Regions from separate parts of the Homo sapiens genome. Here region 2 is linked to region 1. Evidence: chromatin loops called from intact Hi-C (ENCODE). Cell type or tissue: ascending aorta. All regions are shown on one strand. Each heading gives the region's core, and the rest is flanking DNA. Links, peaks and the distances in the headings are about the cores only.

Region 1 (10,642 bases), core at 1,337-9,336:
GACACTACAGCCTGCAGGGCTGCAAGGAAGAGCAGCTTCTACCAGCAAACTGGCCCCACCATGGCAGGAGGCCTGCCCACTAAAGCCAGCACGTCCTTTGCTTCCCTACACGTGTGCATGCGTGCGCGCGTGCGCGCGCACACACACACACACACACACACACACACACACACACACACACACACACACACACACCCCGTGAGCCACCTCAGCTTTCTTTTTTCTTTTTTGAGACGGAGCCTTACTCTGGCACCCAGGCTGGAGTACGGTACTGCGATCTTGGCTCACTGCAACCTCTGCCTCCCAGGTTCAAGAGATTCTCCTGCCTTAGCCTCCCGAGTAGCTGAGATTACAGGTGCCCACCACCACACCCAGCTAATTTTTGTATTTTAGTAGAGACAGGGTTTCACCATGATAGGCAGGCTGGTCTTGAACTCCTGACCTCAAATGATCCACCCACCTCAGCCTCCCAAAGTGCTGGGATTACAGGTGTGAGCCACCGTGCCTGGCCCACCTCAGCTTTCTGACAGGGCCCAGCAGCAGCATGTGGCACCTCATCAACCCACCACTACCCTGGATTTAAAGCGTCTCATTTAAAAATGTACATAGCCCCCAGGGCAATTCCCCCTTTAAGTTTCTCAGTGAGCACCTGAGGCGGTTCAGAGTCAGGTAAGCTGGGGGGTGAACAGAGATTATCCAGGGCAAGCCCTCAATTCACAGATTGGGGCCAACAGATCCTCTAGACCCTGGGACTAGGTCAGCCATGGCTAGGGCTGCCCATGAAAGGTCTCTAAGTGGAGCTATGTGGATGTAACCTCTTCTGCAGCACAGGCAGACAGGAGGGGATGCTGCCCAGGACTGGGTGAGAAAGAACTTCTGAGGCCCAGAAACAGCCAGCAGGCCTGGTGGTGTCCTTGCCGCGAAGCAGGAGTACTGCCTTACTTGGCTGCATGAGTGGTTTCTGGAGGCTGACAGTGCTGGCGTTACAGGACAGCAAGGCCAAGGTCTGGGGCTCCCCCAGCCCTGTGTTCATCTCACCTTGCACAGGCCACCAAGCACCCTGGACTTCAGGCATGCATCTGTGAGTGACAAGGAAGGTGCTAGAACCAGGCCCTCTCGCACCCTCACCTCACCTATACCCTTTGTGCTGTGGAGTAGCTGCTTCAGAAGTAAAAGCAACCTTGATCCAAGTCATTGTTGCTACCCTCAAGCCAGGACCAGACGGAGGCCCAGCCTAGCTTTGAGCACACAGCTGCAGGCACAGCCGTGAGTCAGCTCCAACAGCGCCCTGGCCATTCTGTGAGATGTCTGCACAGAGCACAGAAGAGGGGCCCAACCTAGCCCGGGTTGGGAAGGAGCCTTCCATGGAGGAGAGGACAGTGAGCCAAGTGTCCTCGAAGTGAGCCAAGTAGCTCAAAGGGTAGGTGGGGCGGAGGAGGTGCGTTTAGGCAGAGGAAACAGCATGTGTGAAAGCAAGGAAGGAAGGAGGGAGGAATCTGGGACTGCAGGACCATCAAGTGCTGGGGGAAAGGTGGGTAAGGCCAGGTCATGGGGAGCGGGGGGTGGTGCTTCAGCATCAGGAACTCAGACTGTTCGTGCAGGTGACGGCAGGAAGAGGAAAGACTGGAGATGGTGACTTTCACCCTCTAGACAGAACACACAAGGGCATAGACCCAGAGAGGGGCTAATGCCTTGCTTAAGGCCGGTCACGCACACTGAGCTGGGATGAGAGTGGAGGCTTCCTTGGTCCTGGTCTAAGGCCTCTCCCACCTCACCATACTGAGAGAACTAAGAACAAGACTAGGAAGCATTTCTGGGAGTTGCTGAGGAGGTGGAGCTGTGGTGCAGGAAAGGGAGGTCAATGGGGTGGGCCACAGCACCCCACTGTTTGCAATGTGCAGGGCTGTGACTCTCTCCACTTTAGGCACCACCAGTAAGGCCCCAAGAGCGCCTGGCTCACCCACTGCCACGGACCTCCTTTGGTCCCCTCCCAGGTCACTTTTGCTGGGGCGCCAGACTGAAGTGCCTTGGGGCCTCCTTGGCCCCAGCGGAGCGGTTTCCTTGGTCTTGGCAGGGCCTCAGTAGGCCAGGTAAACCAGCAACAGAGGGTGAGGGTTTTTGAATGTCTAAATCACTGGACACAGTCTGAGGAAATCATCCTCATTTCTTAGATACACGTAAAAGAAGACAAACTAAACAATGTTGGCTTTCTCTCAGTCTTTCTTCCTCCACTGACACGATGGAGGCCGTACCTGTAATGGCGGGTGTCCCGGATGGGCCGGTCTGGGCTCAGCTTGTCACTCTCCAGCTGGTTGAAGGCGTGCTGTCTGTAGGGGTCCTCTCCAGCCTTCAGCTGCTTGGCCGACAGGTAGGCCTTCTCATCAAAGCCTTTCGAGGGAGTTCCTGTCACCTGAGATGAAGGTCAGCATCAGAGAGGACCACAGGCAGGAGGACCCCACTGCTTGGCGAGTGCTCAGCACACACCAGGCGGGAGCCAGCCACGTGGCCTCATTTGTGCCTTACGCCAACTCTATGAGGAGGAGACCATTATCTCCCCCACTGTACAGAAGAGAAAACTGAGGCTCAAGAGGGTTTCTTTTTTTTTCTTTTTTTCTTTTTTTTTTCTTTTTTTTGACACAGGGTCTTATTCTGTCACCCAGGCTGGAGTGCAGATCTTGGCTCACTGCAACCTCTGCCTCCCAGGTTGAAGCGATTCTCCTGTCTCAGCCTCCCAAGTAGCTGAGATTACAGGTGCGCACCACCACGCCTAGCTAATTTTCATAGTTTTGGTAGAGGTGGAGTTTCGTGGTGTTGGCTAGGCTGGCCTTGAACTCCTGACCTCAAGTGATCCACCCACCTCAGCCTCCCAAAGTGCTGGGATTACAGGCATGCGCCACCGCGCCCGGCCATCAAGAGGCTTTTTAAAAAGCATCCAGGGTCAGAGCTATTAAGTCACAAGGTCTGGATTTAAACTGGTCATTCCGACTCCAAAGCCCATGCTCTTAACCAATGTTCTTTGCGGGATATTGGGGGGGTGAGTCCTGGAGTGCACCAGACCTCTAAGGCAAGGTGTCCTGAGGGGACTACAAACCAGAATGGATGCTGCCAAGCGCCTGCAGATTGACAGTCTCCTAGGCAGAAACTTGGGCCTAGCCCTGGCCTAGGCATTATATGAGGCACCCGATCAGTAAAACACCAGGGCTTGGACAATCTGCTGCATAAAGAACTACCTGTAAGGACAGCAAACCCCTGCAGGCTGATGCCAGAGCTACCAGAACTCAAGTGCTCAGACAGTGATGCATCTTCTCTGGGACTTTTGCTTGCTCCTGAAATGGCCCCTGTAAGATCCACTGGTCCCCAGGCACTAAGTGCTGGGCAGTGATGGATGGCAGATGCCATTGCCCATCCCGTTCCTTCATGGCCACACCCTACCCTGTGCTCCCAGAGTCTCCAGCAACAGACACTGGGGAAGGACACATCTGAAATTAACAGATGGATGCAAGCACCCTGACATCTCATTACTTGAACCAAACTGCTGGCTGGATGTTCTCCAGAGTGCCATGAAATATCATCAACTGTGGGTACATCCCAACTCCAACTTTCCGCCCAACCATCAGCCCTGGGCTGAAGCTGGGGCCCCAGAGGAAGCAGAAAGGAGGGTGAGAATTGCCCACTCACAAAACTCTTGCATGAGGATGCTATCACAGGCCTAGTCCTAGAGGGATGGTCCCAGCAAGGCAGCTAGACCTGTGGGGAGTGGATCGCTGTGTGGAATGACACTGGGACTGTCACCAGCAGCTCAGGGCCTCTATGTTCCCCTGAGAGCCTAGCCCCCGACCTCACTGGACAGGCATGCCCAGGGTCCGGGGAGCTCTGATCTCCTGAACTGCTGCCACTCTGTAGCGATACTACCTTCTAGGGTTGCCTCCTGTCCTAGGAGCCAGTTGGAGGTTCCCTGAGGGCAGAACAGTGAGGGAGATGTCCTCGTGTCCACTGGGCCCACCCCATGCTAGACACAGATGCTCATGATGGTAACACTGCTGTGGCTGCTGTGTGGAACACTGAGGTGGTGCCATGCCAGAGACTGAACAGATGTGGCGGAGCCCCCAGTGAACTCAAAATCCATTTCAGGAAAGACGGAAGATGGAAGGAAGGAAGGAGGGAGAGAGGGACAAAAGGAATGTTCTGGCTTGGGCCCTGGATCGCCAGAAGGATCCAAGCCATCCAACTCTGAAAGGGAGAGTGATTCTTTTTGTCCTTCCCACCTGGGAGAGCGATGGATGCCCTCTTAGCTCTAGGTCAGGGAAATGGAACGGAGCCTCCAGTTGATGGCAAAGGAGCTAAAATTAAAGAAAAACTGCAGAGGGATGATTTGCTGAAGCTCCCAAAGGGAGAGTATGCACTTCGTTATCCTCCAGGTCAGCTGTGGGAAATAGCCATGTTTGTTTATTTAGGACTTACGGCCACTCTGTGGGCTCAGGAAACCTCTGAGTCCTCATCCCACACTCATTCATTGCCCAGTGAACATTGACTGACAGTCACCCATCTACCAGGCACTGGGGCACCCTTCTGAATCACCTAAACATGCATTCATTTGTTTATGAATGCTTGCATTCACTCATCCATTCATGCATGCATTCATTCAACAAAGCTCCACCAAGCGCCTCCTATGTGCCAGGAAGCAGAAGTAAGGTTTCTGAGATAGTTCCCCCTGCCCCAGCCTGCTGCCTTCCCCACTTCATTCAAGGCTTCCTCAGGGCCATGGAGACTGTTGGGGAAGAATGTCTGCTCAGGCCCAGGCTCTCTAGAGAGGTTCCTCCCAAGGCCTCGAAATTGAGTTACACATCCTCAAAGATGCTATTGGGAAAAGTAAAGTCTGCTGTTCCCTTCCACAAGCCATACTCTCTGGGTGGTCCAACCCCGCTCCAGGTGGTATCAGGGTTTGGGGTTTGACTCTTCACCTGTGAGACAGGTGTCATGGAAACAACAGGCCCAGAGGCCTTAGCTCTCCTTTCAGGATGACCCTGCTGTTCCTTGGGGTTGGAGCTGAAATGTCAGTTGGCCCTGAGCCAGTGAAGTGAAGGGGATCCTGAGGAAGGGTAGGTTGTGGCTCCTGGCCACAATTCCATGACCTCTGAAGGGCTTTCACTTCCTCTCTCCTCAGCTCTCTCTGGCCTCGCCCCGGTCACCACCCAGAGCCGTTCTACTTCCGATATGTAACCCCAGTTCCCATGCCCAGATCATAATCATTTCCTTCCAGCTCTTGAACTCCTCCTTTTGCCTTTAGCCCCATTCTTTGATCTTGAGACTTCAGGTCTTTGAATGTCCCACGGGTGCCCCTAACTTGGCATCTCAAAACAAATTCCCCACTTATCCCAAAGCTGCTGCTTCTCCTGCATTCCCTGTTGCCGAGATGAGCAGTTCCACCCAAGTCATGAATTCACAAAATCGTCTTTGATGCCCTCCCATGCTCCATAGCCTGATTCAATGTCTGCCCTGTGTATTCATAGGCAGTGTACTTAACAACACTGGTATTAACTCAGCAAATACTGAGTGAAAACCTACTATGTACATACACTGGGTAAGAGGCTGGGAATGTGGAAATAAACAAAAGGCAACATAACCCCTAGAACAGGAATCCAAGCATCTGGTCCCTTTCATGCCCCATCCCATGCCAGGCTTGGCCATGGAGGATCAGAAAGAAGAAACCGCCAACCCCAAGCTCAGAGCGGAGCTGGAGAACTGACCACAGAACCTCACCCCACCCTGACTCCCACTGGAGCAGGAGTCTGCAGATGTCGTGTGACCAGTGGATGCTGTTTCCCTCCTCCCCTCTTCTAAAGGGGAACTGTGCTGCTGCTAGCCTGCATTCCATCCATGTTGCTCACTAAGTGTATTGGCGAGGGAGTAAATGCATCATTTGGCACTTGGCTGCAGGACCATGAGGAGCTATATCTGGACCAGCTCAAGAGACTGGAGATCCTGGGCTTGGAGCCACTAGATGGGACTAGCTTGGCTGCCCTCTCTGGAGGGGGTAGTGAAAGTATTTTGGGTTGTTGGTGGAATTCTTATGTCAAGCAGGGGCACATGTCACATGACACTGACATTTGTGCTTTACTTCTCTTTCTTTTCCACTAGATGGTGAGCTCTTCCTCATGGGGCTCCCTGCACCTGGCACACAGTAGGTACTCAACAGGTGGTTGCTGAATCAAGGAATAGATAAGTAAATGAATGAATACCTAAATATTGTCCCTGCTCTCAAAGGACCTATAATCAAATGGAGAGAAAACAGCAAACAAATGGGACCCTGTGATACATCACGTGACCTTCAGTGCCCCCCCCCCTCACAGACTACAAGCCCCCAAGCTCACAATGGCCTGAGGCGCTCTCTGGGCAGGTGTCACCTTGCTGAACTTGCTTCCACTGCTGCCCCTTACTTGCTCTGCTCCAGCCACACTCTCTTTCTGTGGAAGGCTCCTCTGTGTAGGGCCTGCAGGGCCCTGCTCAAACCTCCTGCAGGACGCTGCTCAAACCTCACCTCCTCTGTGAGCCTTCCCCAACCACCACATGTAACTCTGTGACCCCAACCCGACCCTCTCATTCCCTGCCCTCCTGCAGTGTTTTGCTTCTCCTAAGGCACTCATTGCAATCTCACAGTCTATATGTGCTTTACTTATTTATTTTAGGGTTTTGGCTACCTCTCCCCACAAGATTATAAGCTTCACTAGGGCAGGGGTTTTCTGTTTTGTCTCATGCTGAATCCCAAAGCCCAGAGAAAAACCTTGGTGATTGTAGGCACTCAAAAACAATAGCTACTGAATACATGTGTAATCTCAAGCCTCTCCTTCCTCCTTTCCCCACCATCCCTGCACCCTTGGCCAAATACAATACTTGAGACTGAGGTGGACCAAGCCGGCGTATGGTAGTTTGCCTGTCTTGGAGATCTTCTTCCCCACTCATAGGCTTCTGGCAGGACTGTCATTCACTGTCCCCTGTCCCACCAACACCCCAAGCACCACCACAAGGGTGAGCACAAGACCCTGGCTAGGCCAATCTCATTACTGCACCTCTAGACACAGTGATTGGTTCAGGAATGGTCATTTGATTTGATCTGGGCCAATCAGAATCTTCCCTGAGACTTTTCTATACAATGAACTTTTTTTTTTGCCAGCACTGCCAAGCGTGCAAAATGAGAATCTTCTTGTCCATCACATGGAGAAACCTTGTCTGAAAAATGAACCAAGAAGAAACAATCAGAACCAAGAGATGTAAAGTATCTATCTACCTACCTACCTACATATTTTTTTTTTTAAAAACTGATTTGAGTTGGGTGTTCTTCTCTAGTGACCAAAAGTTCAGAGATATCAGTCCTGCAGTTCTTCCAATAAATAGAAAATCATTCTCCACAAGTAAAAAACAAAGTCAAACCCAAAACCCAACAAGTGAGTCACTGACAACAATGACAGTCACTGGTGTCAACACTCCATTCCAAAATATCAGGCCCGTCTTTGGCATTTGGCCAGTGGCTTAAGTCTAGAGTTGGGTGGGGCATTCCCAGCCTTCCCCAGCAGGCAGGGCGGTGTTCAGGCTTTGAGACTGGGGGTTCCATCTGGACCATGGCTCCAGAAGCCCTGGTGTTGCCATGGTGAGGAAGGAAGGTTGGGGAGATGGTGAGTGACAGGCTGACGAGCCTCCCACATCCTTCCAGCCTCCTGCTGAGAGTTCTTGGCTGATGTTTAGACAGTTGCCTCCCTCCCCAGTCTTTGTACTTTTAGGGAGTGCCAAATCCAGCACTTCCGTGTCCAATAGGTCAATCACATCTGAAATGGTTTAAGTTGAAATAATGACTTTTTTCTATAAAATGGGAAGAATTACTGTCTCACCTTGGACAGCTTTATTTTCAGTCTATCATTTCGATTAGACCTTGAAACTTCCCTAACTTGCTTCAGTTTTTTTTTCCAGCTAGATTTGCTTATTGCTTCCTGCTAAATTTAGGAAACAAACAGCAAAGAAGAAGGTTTAAAATAAGAAAGGAAAATATTTTCCATGTCATTTTCATCAAAAACAGTTCAGTCCAAATCTCCAAGCCTTGTAAACTTTCTTTTAAAACATACACATACCCCTAAATTTTAGATTTAAACAGCTCTGACTCATTTTAAATAATTGTTGCCCAATTTTCTTTTACTGCCAGTAAAACAGGTACCTGCTGGGTTTACCTTTCACTAAATTTCAATGAAACTGCAAGTAAAAAGGCTCTGGCCCTATTTTATGGATGGCCCCTGACTTTTTTCCTGAGTCTGCTATAAACCAAAAACACCTGGTGAATAAAATGTGATTTCCAACCACTCCCCACTCCCCTGGGAGTAAAATCTTACCTGATTCTCTGTCCCAAGTTGAAAGACTGCCATTCATTATGAGAGCTGGGAAGCTAAGCACATAATTCGACATCTCTGAGCTCAAGGTCTCAGGTTCCAACTCTTCCAAATGAAAAGGAGGGTTCCACAGGGCCTCCCTGAGCCTGCCTCAGGAAGTAGCCAACCCCACTGGGCTGCCAGTGGTCTCATCCAACCAGACAAGGTGCTGCAGGTTGCACAGGGCCAGGAACCTCAGGTTGGGTACAGGGGAGGCCTGAGTGGAGTATCAAGGGTCCCTCAGGAGTCTGCTCCAGACATGTCCCCATCTTCTGCTGCACATTGCCTCAAAAGTGGCAATTATAGAAGTGACTGGCCAGGGCTTTGAACTCTCATGGCTCTGGTATAGAATGGCAGTTCTTACTGCTCTCTGGCCTTGGAAAGTCACTTCCCTTTCTGAACATGTTTCTTCTTCATCTGGAAAATGGAAATTATCAAGAATGCAATGCATATAATGTGCTTTGCACAGTGCCTGGCACATAAATTGTGATTATTATTATTAACTAACGAATTGTTATTAACTATTATTATATACGTTGTCTGCCTTTTTGTCAGTAGTTCTCAACCTTGGCCACACATTAGAATCACGTGGGAAGATGGCAAAAAGCCTGATGTCCAGGCCATACCCAAGACCAACTAAACCAGAATCTCTGGAGGTGGGACAAAAGCATCAGATGTTTTTAAAGCTCTCCAGGCAGTTCCAATGTGCTACCAAGTTGAGAGCCGCTGCTTTGTACAAACTCATGATGGTGAGGGGCTAATCACAGGATCTTGGAACTACGAGGGACCTTAAAGGCTATCTCCTCTGACCCCGTTCCCAGGAAGGCTAACCGCGAGTCTGGTTTTTGGCCTATATTTGTATTGACCAGGAACTTCACCATCAGCAGAGCCAACTGAAACTCAGCTAGAGCCACCATGGTTACTATGGAAATCCACTACCTTGCAACACTTCTGTCCCACAGGCCTGGGAGGCCCTAGTTTAATTACATATCCAGAACACGAGATAGGAGCTGCCTGGGGAAACCCACCTAAGGCCTCCAGTTAGATTTCCCAACACATCCTAATATGACTCCTCCAGGGGTACTGATGACTGCACAGCTTTCCAACACTACTGGTTTCACTGAGAAAGAGTTCCTGTGGCCTTATGAGTGCTTGTGGTTCCAGTGATCTCACCAAGAAAGTGGAGGGAGGCCCACTGCTTATTCCCCTAGGGATCTGAGCCACCCAGGGTCCTCTACCTAAGGCTAGGCCAAGGCATCAGGCCCGCCATTCCAGGCAGTCTCTGCTCAGACCCGAGGGTCCTCTCCAGGTCCACCAGGCTCCCCAGGTCTCCATTTCCCGCCCTTTGCCCAGCCCAGAGGCCATCTGCGGATGGAGGGAGTGTGAGGCTGGTCCATGCCAGAGATATGTGATGCTCGGCTTGCATCTGCTTATCAGTTTCGCCAGTGCAAATCAAGCATCTCTGAGTCTGTGAAGGGTACAAAAGCCCTACCTGATCCTTCCAGCCACAGCTGCTGTAGCCCAGAGTATGGGGGGAAGACTGGGCATCTTCAACAGGAATGAGCTGATGCTGACGGCTCATTGAGGGTCTACTGTGCACTGGGTGCTATGCCAAGGGCTTATTTCTATCTCCAAATGCTCCTCTTATTCTTATTTTACAGAGGTGGAAACTGAGGCCTAGAGGTACAATAGTATGCCCAAGGTCACATAGCTGCTGAGTGGCTTAGCCGGGACCAAAATTGAGGCTGTCTGGCCACAGAGCCTAAGCACAAAGCTTTCTCTGTGTGCCTTCAGACCAGCTTGTGGCTCAGATGTCCTTGGCATCCCCTCTTGCCAATTCTGAGTCCTCAGCTCCAAAGCAGGCTGGCCTCTGGTGCCCGGCACACAGCTGAGTCCTGACAAGCTCAGGCTGGAGGTCGCTTCCTTCCTTGGCTCAAGGATCAGGGCATCAGCTCGTGGCTCAGATAGGGACTTGCCCAGTGCTGTCACTCCTTGGCCTGGACATGCGCTTCTTGACTATGGCTCAAAAGAACATGGAAGAACAGAAAAATACAAGAGTTTGTGTACTCAGACCAAATCAGCACACCACCAGATTTCCTGGGTCCTCTCAGCCAGCGACACCCTCAAGGTCCTGATGACCCTCAGCAGCAGTCACACCTAACGGGAGACAAAGTCATTCTTGCTCAGGGTACCAGTCCCTCAAACAACCTGGTCCTGCTCTATGGCTGAGG
Region 2 (10,642 bases), core at 183-8,182, 75 kb before region 1:
CAGGCGCGGTGGCTCACGCCTGTAATCCCAGCACTTTGGGAGGCCGAGGCAGGCAGATCACCTGAGGTCGGGAGTTCAAGACCAGTCTGACCAACATGGAGAAACCCCATCTCTACTAAAAAGACAAAATTAGCCGAGCATGGTGGTGCATGCCTGTAATCCCAGCTACTTGGGAGGCTGAAGCAGAAGATTCGCTTGAACCCGGAAAGCAGAGGTTGCGGTGAGCTGAGATCGCGCCTTTGCGCTCCAGCCTGGGCAACAGGAACAAAACTGTCTCCAAAAAAAAATTATGTTATTCCAAAACAGTTTAGGGTTCCTGTTAGGAAATTTTTGTTTTCTGGTTTTTGGCTGAAAAATACTAGTACAGCAGAAGAGAAGGAAAAAGGTGAATAGTTTGATTTGGGACTGGATTTACAGTGGAGTTGCATCATACTTGCATTTAATTAACCTTACACATGTAGCAGAAAATTGGATGGGTCATATTTTCAACAGACCAGTGAATTCTCAGCTGGATGAGATTTTTTGCTCCCCAAGGGACATTTGTAACAAAGAATCAGTCAACCCAAAAGGTAATAGAGCCCACGTTGAGAAAACACTGAGATTGATTTGTTAGTGACTGATCACTAACAAAAACATGTTTCCCAGTGAGCACGAAGTGGAAGACAAGTCTGTCTGCTATGGGCATTATTTCACATTTCTCATAGTGTGATGACCTAACTTTCTGTGTGATTCTAATATGTGATTTTGGTATGAGAAAGCCCAGTAAGGCAAGTCATCTACTAGGTGAATAGTTTAATGGATTTTTAAGGGTAATTCTTATGATATGTTTATATTGCTAATTTATCTACTGCTTTAATGTTAAGTCTAACCCCTGGATAAAATGTGACTTTGCTCTTACGCTGAGGTTGGAAAAAAAGCTTAAGTTGAAACCATGCTTGTGATTATTATACTATTTCCCCTTTTGTTTCCTTTCATCAGCCCATCTGAGTTTTTATTAGTGACTTAAGAGCATTAAAGATGGAAAGTGACCACTGGAGACAGAAAACCTAAGCAGGTTTATAATTTAGTTGGGAAGAAAAGATAGAAAAGGAAAAGGAGGGCAAGGTAGCTTATACTGATTACTTGTAGGCAGTAAGTACGGTAGGACTGGGAGACTTAGGGAGACCGTACAGCAGAGTTGTGAATCCAGCTAGATACTATACTTAGACTAAGACATCAATATTTTTGTGGGAAAAGTATCCTAATGACTTTTTTTTTTCTTTTAAGAGATAGGGCCTCACTCTCCGATGCAATGGTGTGATCATGGCACACTGCAGTCTCAGCCTCCTGGGCTCAAGGAATCCTCCTGCCTTAGACTTCCAAAGTGCTGGGACTACAGGCATGCACCCGGCAAATTTTATTTTTTTGTAGAGACAGGGTCTTGCTATGTTGCCCAGGTTGGTCTCAAGCTTCTGGCCTCAAGTGATTTTCCCCCTCTCAGCCTCCCAGAGGATGAGGATTATAGGCATGGGATGCCATGCCTGGCCTCTCTAATTACATTTTAATAACTAGCAATCATTATTGCATTACAAATGGGGATTTTTTTTTATCATACTATGAATTTCTCAAATAGAAACTTATATTGAAATCATGTTTTCCCCTGCAGTCTCACACCATTTTGCTGGTACAGCCTACCAAGAGGCCAGAAGGCAGAACTTATGCTGACTACGAATCTGTGAATGAATGCATGGAAGGTGAGTTTAACACTAATCAAGGGGTAGAAAAATGTCTCATTTAGGAACTGGGTTTTTCCCCTCCAAATTTTTTTTTTTTAATAGTCCATCCACCCCAGGCCCTGCCTTTATCACTTCCAACCCTCCAAATTTATTGAATTGCTAATTTTAGGAGGGAAAGCAGATATTTAGGATGGACCATAATTATTGAACATTTTATTTATTTGTTTGTTTATTTATGTATTATTTGAGACAGAGTCTCGCTCTATCACCCAGACTGGAGTGCAGTAATGCGATCTCGGCTTACGCAACCTCCGCCCCCCAGGTTCAAGTGATTCTCTTGTGCCTCAGCCTCCCAAGTAGCTGGGACTACAGGCATGGGCCACCACACCCAGATAATTTTTTGTGTATTTAGTAGAGATGGGGTTTCACCATGTTGGCCAGGCTGGTCTCGAGCTCCTGACCTCAAGTAATCCGCCTTGGCCGGTTGAACATTTTAAACATTAATTATGTATATAGTATCCTCCTTGCTACAAGTATTAGGTGTTTTTTTTTTTTAAACTAATGTATATAATGAGTGACTTTCCAGAGCTGCTTGTTGTTTTATAAATATTCTCTTCTTATTTGTCACATGTTATTTTGTTACAGTATGGAAATATTTTACAGGTATCCCTTATATATTCTGGTTAAGCTCAAACACTATAGGCTTGTGTGTCTGTCTGTTTTTAATAGGTTGTTTTAATAGATTTAAGGGATACAAGTGTAGTCTTCTTATATAGATATATGGCATAGTAGTAAAGTCTGGGCCTTTTTTTTTTTTTCCTTAAGACACGGGGTCTTGCTCTGTCACCCAGGCTGGGGTACAGTGGTGATAATGGCTTATTGCAGTCTCAGTTTCCTGGGCTCAAGCAGTCCTCCTGCCTCAGCCTCCCAAATAGCTGGGACTAGAGGCACCTGCCGCCACACCTGGCTAATTTTTTGGTTTTTTTATAGAGATGGGGTCACTGTGTTGCACATGTTGGTCTCAGACTTCTAGCCTCAGGCAGTTCTCCTGCCTTAGCCTCCCAAAGTTCTGGGATTACAAGCATGAGCCACCGCGCCAACCAAGTCTGGGCTTTTATTGTAGCCATCACCTGGTGTACATTGTACGCAGTAGTGATTTTTCATCCCTCACCATTCTCCCACCTTTTGTAGTCTCCAGTGTCAGTTATTCCACTCTGTCTGTCCATGTGCACACATCATTTAGCCTCCACTAATAAATGAGAACATTAAATGTTTGACTTTCTGAGTTACTTCACTTGAGATAATGACCTCCAATTCCATCCATGTTGCTGCAAAGACATGGTTTTATTCTTTTTTTAATAGCTGAGTAGTATTCCATGGGATGTGTGTGCATGCATTCTCATACACCACATTTCCTTTGTCTAGTCATCCATTGATGGATACGTAGTTGATTCCATGACTTTGCTGTTGTGTATAGTACTGCCGTAAACGTATGAGTGCAGGTGTCTTTGTTTCTTTTTGTTTTTTGAGACAGAGTCTCACTCTGTCGCCCAGGCTGGAGTGCAGTGGTGCATCTCAGCTCACTGCAACTTCTGCCTTCTTGGTTCAAATGATTCTCCTTCCTCAGTCTCCTCAGTAGCTGGGACTACAGGTGTGTGCCACCACGCCCAGCTAATTTTTGTATTTTTAGTAAAGACAGGGTTTCGCCACGTTGGCCAGGCTGGTCCCGAACTCCTGACCTCAAGTGATCCACCCACCTCGGCTTCCCAAAGTGCTGGGATTACAGGCGTGAGCCACCACTCCAGGCCATCTACTCTAATTCTTAAAGAAGAACATGGCATTTTTTTCTTCATCTCTTTACAGATCCATTTCTCTGCTGACATTTCTGCCTGCTATTGATGTAGATTTTGTATGCAGGCTCTCTTAGCAAATTGTTACCTAACCTACATTATCATGTTTGGTCTTTGATTCTGCAATACTCTTATTTCTCAGGGCAGTTTCAGGGTTCTAGAAAAATTGAACAGAAACTACAGTTTTTCCGATATTACTCTCTTTCTTCACCCCTACACAATTTCCCCTATTATTAATGAATTTCACTGGTGTGGTGCATTTGTAACAGTGGTGAACCAGTATTCATTACTGATACATTGTCATTAAGTAAAGTTCATAGTTCATACTAGGTTTCATTCTTATGTCCTACATTACTGTGGATTTTCCCAAATGCGCAGTGTCATGTGTCCGCCATTACAGCATCACACAGAATGGTTTCACTGCCCTGCCCTAAACATTTCTTGTGCTCTACCTATTCATCCCCTCCTACCCCACCCTCAACCTCTGGGAACCATTGGTCTTTTTACTGTCTCCATAGTTTTGTCTTTTCCAGAATGTCATATAGTTGGAATCATTATCGTGTGTGGCTTTTTCTTAACTGGCTTTTTTTACTTAGCAATGTGCATTTATTATGTTTCCCCCATGTCTTTTCATGACTTGGTAGCTCTTTTTCTAAAAATTAAAAGTGGTGATTTATTTCCCATTTAAAAAACTAAAACAAAAAAATGTTAAAATAATTATTAAATAAGTTCTCACATGATGTGGTTGCCAAATGGTAATTTTATTATTCTTTTTTTTTTTTTCTTGTAGTAAATATTCCCCTGTAGATCAGAGCATTTTTTTCCTCCCCCCTTTTTTTTAAGAGCAGTTAAAGACTTTATTTAAGACCATGTTTTTAGAGCAGTTTTAGGCTTATGGGAAAATTGTTTGGAAAGTACAGAGCTCCAGCATACGCCTTCTTTCCTCCCCTTCTTAGTTTCCCCTATTAGTGCATCTTCTATTAGTCTGATTACACTTGTTGGGATTGGTGAATTAATATTCATAGATTATTATTAACTAAAGTTCGCAGTTTATGTTAGGGTTTACTGTATGTGTTGAACATTCTGTGGGTTTTGACATGTATAATTACGTGTATCTACCTTTACTGTATCATACAGAGTAGTTTCACTACCAGAAATCCCCATTGCTCCACCTATACCTCCTTCCCTGCCACCACCCCCAAACCCCTGATCTTTTTACCATATCTGTAGTTTTGCCTTTTCTGGAATGTCATGTTAGAGTTACGGAGTATGAAGCCTTTTCAGACTGGCTGCTTTAACCTAGCAATATGCTTTTTTTTTTTTTTTTTTTTTTTTTTTGGCGTGCGAGACAGAGTCTTACTCTGTCACCCAGGCTGGAATGCTGTGACGTAATCTCAGCTCACTGCAACCTCTGCCTCCCTGGTTCAAGCGATTCTCCTGCCTCAGCCACCCAAGTAGCTGGGATTACAGGCCTGCGCCACCATGCCTGGCTACCTTTTTTTGTATTTTTAGTAGAGACGGGTTTTACTGTGTAGGCCAGGCTGGTCTCAAACTCCTGACCTCAAGTGATCCGTCCACCTCAGCCTCCCAAAGTCTGGGGATCACAGGCATGAGCCCCCATGCCTGGCCAACCTAGCAGTATGCTTTTATGGTTCTTACTTTTTGTGTGTGTGGCTGCATAGCTGATTTCTTTTTATTGCTGAATAATATTCCCTTGAATGAATGTACCATGGTTTGGTTATCCATTCACTTATTGAAGAGCATCTTGGTTGCTTCTATTTTTTGGCAATTATGAATAAAGCTGCTATAAACATTTCTGTGTAGGCTTTTGTGTGGACCTAAGTTTTCAGCTCATTTGCGTAAATACGTAGGAGAGTGATTGCTAGATTATGTGGTACAAGTATGTTTAGCTTTGTCAGAAACTGCCAAACTGTCTTCAGACGTGGCAGGACCATTTTGCATTCCCACCAGCGTGAATGAGTTTCTGTTCCACATCCTTACCAGCATTTGGTGTTGTCACTGATTTAGATTTTAGCCATTCTAAGGTATCTTATTGTTTTAATTTGCAATTCCCTAATGACATACAATGTCATCTTTTCATGTGCTTATTTGCCATCTGCATCTTTATTGAGGTATCCAGATCTTCTGCCTATTTTTCATTGAGTGATTATGGTTAAGTTTTAGGAGTTCTTTGTATATTTTTAGACATTAGTCCTTTATCAGATAGATGTTTTATAAAGGTTTTCTCCCCGTTTGTGGTGTCTTCTCACTTTCTTAATAGTGTCTTTTGGAGCACAAAAGTTTTTTATTTTTATAAACTTTAACTTGCATATTTTTGTGTTTTTGGTGTCATATCTAAGAAACCATTGGTTTATCCAAGGTCACAAATATTAATGCCTTTATTTTTTTCTATGGGTCTTATAGTTTGGGCTCCTACTTTTAAGTCTCTGGTCTGTTGTAGAGATGTGTCCAACTTCATTCTTTCACATGTGACTATCCTGTTGTCCTAGCATCATTTGTTGAAAATACTGTTCTTTGTTGAATTGTTTTGGCATGCTTGTCAAAAAGCAGTTGACCATAAATGTGAGGGTTTGTTTCTGGACTCTCATTTCTGTTCCATTGATGTAGATACCTATCCTGATGCCAATACCATATTGTCTTGATTGGAGTAGTTTCATAGTAAGTTTTGAAATCAGGAAGTTTGAATCCTCCAGTGTTTTTCTTTTTCAAGATTATTTTGGCTGTCTTGGGTCTCCTGCATTTCTGTGTCAAACTTAGGATTAGCTTGTTGGTTTCTGCAAAAACAGCTTGGATTTTTATGGGAATTGCGTTGAATCCGTAGATCATCTGAGGGAGTATTGGCATCAGGTCTTCCAACTCATGAACATGGGATGTCTTTCCATTTATTAAGCATGGTGTGGTGGCTTTACTTTCTGCATGGCGTGGTGGCTCACACCTGTTATCCCAGGACTTTGGGAGGCCAAGGTGAGCGGATTGCTTGAGCCCAGGAGTTTGAGACTAGCCTGGGCAACATGATGAAACCCCTGCTCTCCAAAAAGTACAAAAATTAGCTGGGCATGGTGGCGCGTACCTGTAGTCACAGATCCTTGGGAGGATCACTTGAACTTAAGAGGTCAAGGCTGCAGTGAGCTGCAATTGGGCCACTGCACTCCAGCCTGGGCAACAGAATGAGACTGTGTCTCAAGGGAAAGAAAAGAGTCCTTCCATGACATTTTATAGTGTAGGGTGTACACGTTTTGTACTACTTTTGTTTCGTTTATTTCTAAGAATTTTATTCTTTTTTACGCTGTTATAAATGGAGTTTTCTTAATTTTATTTTCAGACTTGTTGTTAAGGCATAGAAATAAAATTTATTTTCATATACCAATCCTATATCCTGCAACCTTGCTGTACTCATTTCTTAGTTCTAATAGATTTTTATTGTTTCCTTAGGATTTTATATCTGTAAGATAATGTCATCTGCAAATAATGATGGCTGTACTTCTTCCTTTCCAATCTGAAGGCCTGTTATCTCTTTTTCTTGCCTAATTGCCCTGGCTAGAACTTCTAGTACAATGTTGAATACAAGTAGCGCAATAAATATTCTGGTATTCTTCCTAATCTTAACAGAAAAGCATCCCGTCTTTAACCATTAAGTATAATGGAGGCCGGGCATGGTGGCTTATGCCTGTAATCCCAGCACTTTGGGAGGCCGACGCGGGTGGATCACCTGAGGTCAAGAGTTCAAGACCAGCCTGGCCAAAATCGCAAAACCCCGTCTCTACTAAAAATACAAAAATTAGCCGGGTGTGGTGGCACACACCTGTAATCTCAGCTACTCGGGAGGCTGAGCCTGAGGCAAGAGAATCGCTTGAATCCGGGAGGCAGAGGTTGCAGTGAGCCGAGATTGTGCCAATGCACTCCAGCCTGGGCAACAAGAGCAAAAAATCCATCTCAAAAAAAAAAAGTATAACTGTGGGTCAATGCCTTTTTAACATATACGAATTTATTTTCCTAGTTTTTATTTTCTTTCCATTCATTAACTCATGGGTGATATTCTGTGATCACAATGTAGTATGCCAGTAGCAATAAAAAGCCCTAAGATAGTTGTTTAATAGTTCTGTGGTTGAATAGTGTTTTTATTAGGAAATTTATAAAGTTAATTTGGAGCTAATAAAAGGCTTATGTATACAGTATAGGACATGTTTTTTCTAGATAACTAGCATTTATGTCACTTAGCCATTCATCATAGTAGTCTTAAAATAGTTGACAGCGGGAATAGACTGAAAAGGTGTATTCTCCTTTTGTGGGAATAAGAAAGGAGAGTATCAGGCCGGGCACGATGGCTCAAGCCTGTAATCCCAGCCCTTTGGGAGGCTGAGGCACGCTGATCACCTGAGGTCAGGAGTTCAAGATCAGCCTGGCCAACATGGTAAAACCCCGTCTCTACTAAAAATACAAAAAGTTAGCTGGGTGTGGTGGCGGGTGCCTGTAATCCCAGCTACTTGGGGGGCTGAGGCAGGAGAATCGCTTGAACCCAGGAGGCGGAGGTTGCAGTGAGCCAAGATCTCATCATTGCATTCCAGCCTGGGCAACAAGAGCAAAACTCCATCTCAAAGAAAAAAAAAAGGAGAGTATTATTGAATAAAAACTAAATAGATAATATACTCTATAGCTAATTATAATTAGTAATGTGGGCTTGCTATTAATGATTTTGCTCATTATCTTTTTTATTATATTTAAGTACTTATATCCTTGTTCATGTGCTAATGCTTTATGTGTATTATTTCAAATAAACCTCACAATTCTATGAAGAGGCACTCTTAACTCTGTTTGACAGGTGTGGTTCAGGGAATGGCGTCGTTTGTCCTCGGTTTGACAGGGGCAGAGTTGGAACTAAAGTCTGTCTGAATCCATAGTCTAGGATTTTTTGTTTGTTTGTTTGTTTGAGACAGAGTCTTGCTCTGTCACCCGGGCTGGAGTGCAGTGGCCGATCTCGGCTCACTGCAATCTCCACCTCCCAGGTTCATGCCATTCTCCTGCTTCAGCCTCCCGAGTAGCTGGGGCTACAGGTGCCTGCCACCATGCCTGGCTAATTTTTTGTATTTTTTTAGTAGAGACAGGGTTTCACTGTGTTGGCCAGGATGGTCTCTATCTCCTGACCTCGTGATCCGCCCGCCTTGGCCTCCCAAAGTGCTGGGATTACAGGCGTGAGCCACTGTGCCCGGCCTAGTCTAGGATCTTAAATATACATTAGGATAATCTCTTTCCTTGTTGCCAATTTTTTTTTTTTTTTTGCTCTGTGGCTTTAGGAAGAATTACTGAAAAACCTGTTAAGACCCACAGTGTTATTTGTTTGAGCCATCAGATGGCAAGTCTTTAAAGCCCCTTAGCTCCAGTGGTTTGAAGTAATCATTTTATTATTAAGACACAAAATAGTTACATCAACATTGTGGTGAATTTCTCAGCTGCCCAGACTGGAGTGCAGTGATGCAATCACGGCTCACTGCAGCCAAGTGATTCTCCCACCTCAGCTTCCCAGGTAGCTGGGACCACAAGCACACGCCATCACGCCTGGCTAATTTTTTAATTTTTGTAGAGATGAGGTCTCCCTGTGTTGCCCAGGCAGGCTGGTCTTAAACTGTGGGGCTCAAGTGATGCTCCTGCCTCAGCCTCCCAAAGAGCTGGGATTACAGGCGTAAGCCACTACACCTGACCTGGTGAATTTATAAAATAAAAAAGTATTTGCTAGTGGCAATAATCAAAAGCCATCAATCTATCATCTTTTCCCCAGCCCAACTTTATTAAAGTAAATATGATATCAACATATAGCACAGCTCATAAGCACTGCTCATATCTAGAAGTGTATGCGATTGTAAGATTTTGCTTTTTTTCCTATCCTTTCTTAGGTGTTTGTAAAATGTATGAAGAACATCTGAAAAGAATGAATCCCAACAGTCCCTCTATCACATATGACATCAGTCAGTTGTTTGATTTCATCGATGATCTGGCAGACCTCAGCTGCCTGGTGTAAGTATTAGCCAACATGTCTTTTATCTTGTATTTTCTATTGCTTTTCTGTCTGTTTGAGGTGATTTATGGTATTGGGAGCTAATTATGTGCCTGATACTGATCTTTGCATTTGCATAGTGTATAGTAATTAATATTTCTCTTACAGAAATAAGAGATTGGCAACATAAAGCCAAAGGCACAGAAAAAAATAACTTTGCTAATTGATATAGTTAGTATCCAGAAAGGATCCTAATTCAGAAGTTCCATGTGCCTCTTCTTTGTTCCTTATACCTAATTTTTTTTTTCCTTTACAGTCTTTGTCTTAAAGCCATTGGTTTTGGATTAAAACTAAGATTATCTTTTTTTCATGACATTTCAAAAACTTAAATATGCGTATAGCTGAAATTTAATTTCAATCCTACGCTGTGTAAGTACGTATATTTTGGTATGTTAGAGTGAGATTTTTTAACATATTTGTTATAGTTTGTATTGATAATCTGCTTCTGACAATTACTAACAAGGAGCATAAAGTGTTACTGTAGACTTACCTAATCTTTTTTACATTAGCGAACAGAAATTGAGTGTAAATACAGCTCATTTAACCGAGGAAAATGGAAGCACCTTATGATACAATACTCAATCATCAGATACTTGAATATTTATTACATGTCAGGTGCTGTGCTAGAAGTTGAAAGAGCAGTGATGAGAAATATACAAGTCTTACTCATAGGCACTTCCTGGATCACCACTGGAGCCAATCATGGAATGTGGCTGCACCATGCTGTCTCCCCAAAAGTTCCAAAACACGCATTTCCTTGGGATGTTTGAGTTTTGTTTTCTGTACCTCTTCATTGTGTTCCGGTTGTAGCCATTTCACTTTGATCACTCAGAACATTCAAATGAATGTTGCATGGTACTTTAAGCCATTCAGACATCTATAGGAAAAACATACCAGACAGAGGGGATGAGGGACAGCTAGTGTAGAAGTCCTGAAGTAGGAGTGCCTAGCATGTTTGAAGTCATTAAGGAAGCCTTTGAGGCTGCAGAGGAATGAGTGAAGGAGAG

What was found. Peaks named below come from ENCODE experiments on the same cell type or tissue, not always from the same donor. Only the 100,000 strongest peaks of a DNase experiment are listed, where the experiment ranks them.
Region 2: a loop joins it to region 1, with 5 times the contacts of the local background. A loop is called at or near these places in 2 of 110 quality-filtered maps.

Annotation. Positions count from the first base shown.
Region 1 is chr14:69,312,479-69,323,120 of GRCh38, reverse strand. It overlaps GALNT16 (polypeptide N-acetylgalactosaminyltransferase 16), which reads right to left. Exons shown (of 15, transcript NM_001168368.2): 2 at 2,253-2,410. Among named protein-coding and RNA genes, the nearest start is that of GALNT16-AS1, 57 kb to the right of the region's middle. In ascending aorta, for the core only: no CTCF peak of the experiment used is centred there; DNase peaks (open chromatin) are centred at 5,170 and 5,880; H3K27ac peaks cover 1,566 bases.
Region 2 is chr14:69,385,916-69,396,557 of GRCh38, reverse strand. ERH (ERH mRNA splicing and mitosis factor) reads left to right here. Exons shown (of 4, transcript NM_004450.3): 2 at 1,646-1,733; 3 at 9,475-9,595. It also overlaps a transcript of GALNT16 not described here. Among named protein-coding and RNA genes, the nearest start is that of ERH, 7.1 kb to the left of the region's middle. In ascending aorta, for the core only: no CTCF peak of the experiment used is centred there; a DNase peak (open chromatin) is centred at 4,967; H3K4me3 peaks cover 62 bases.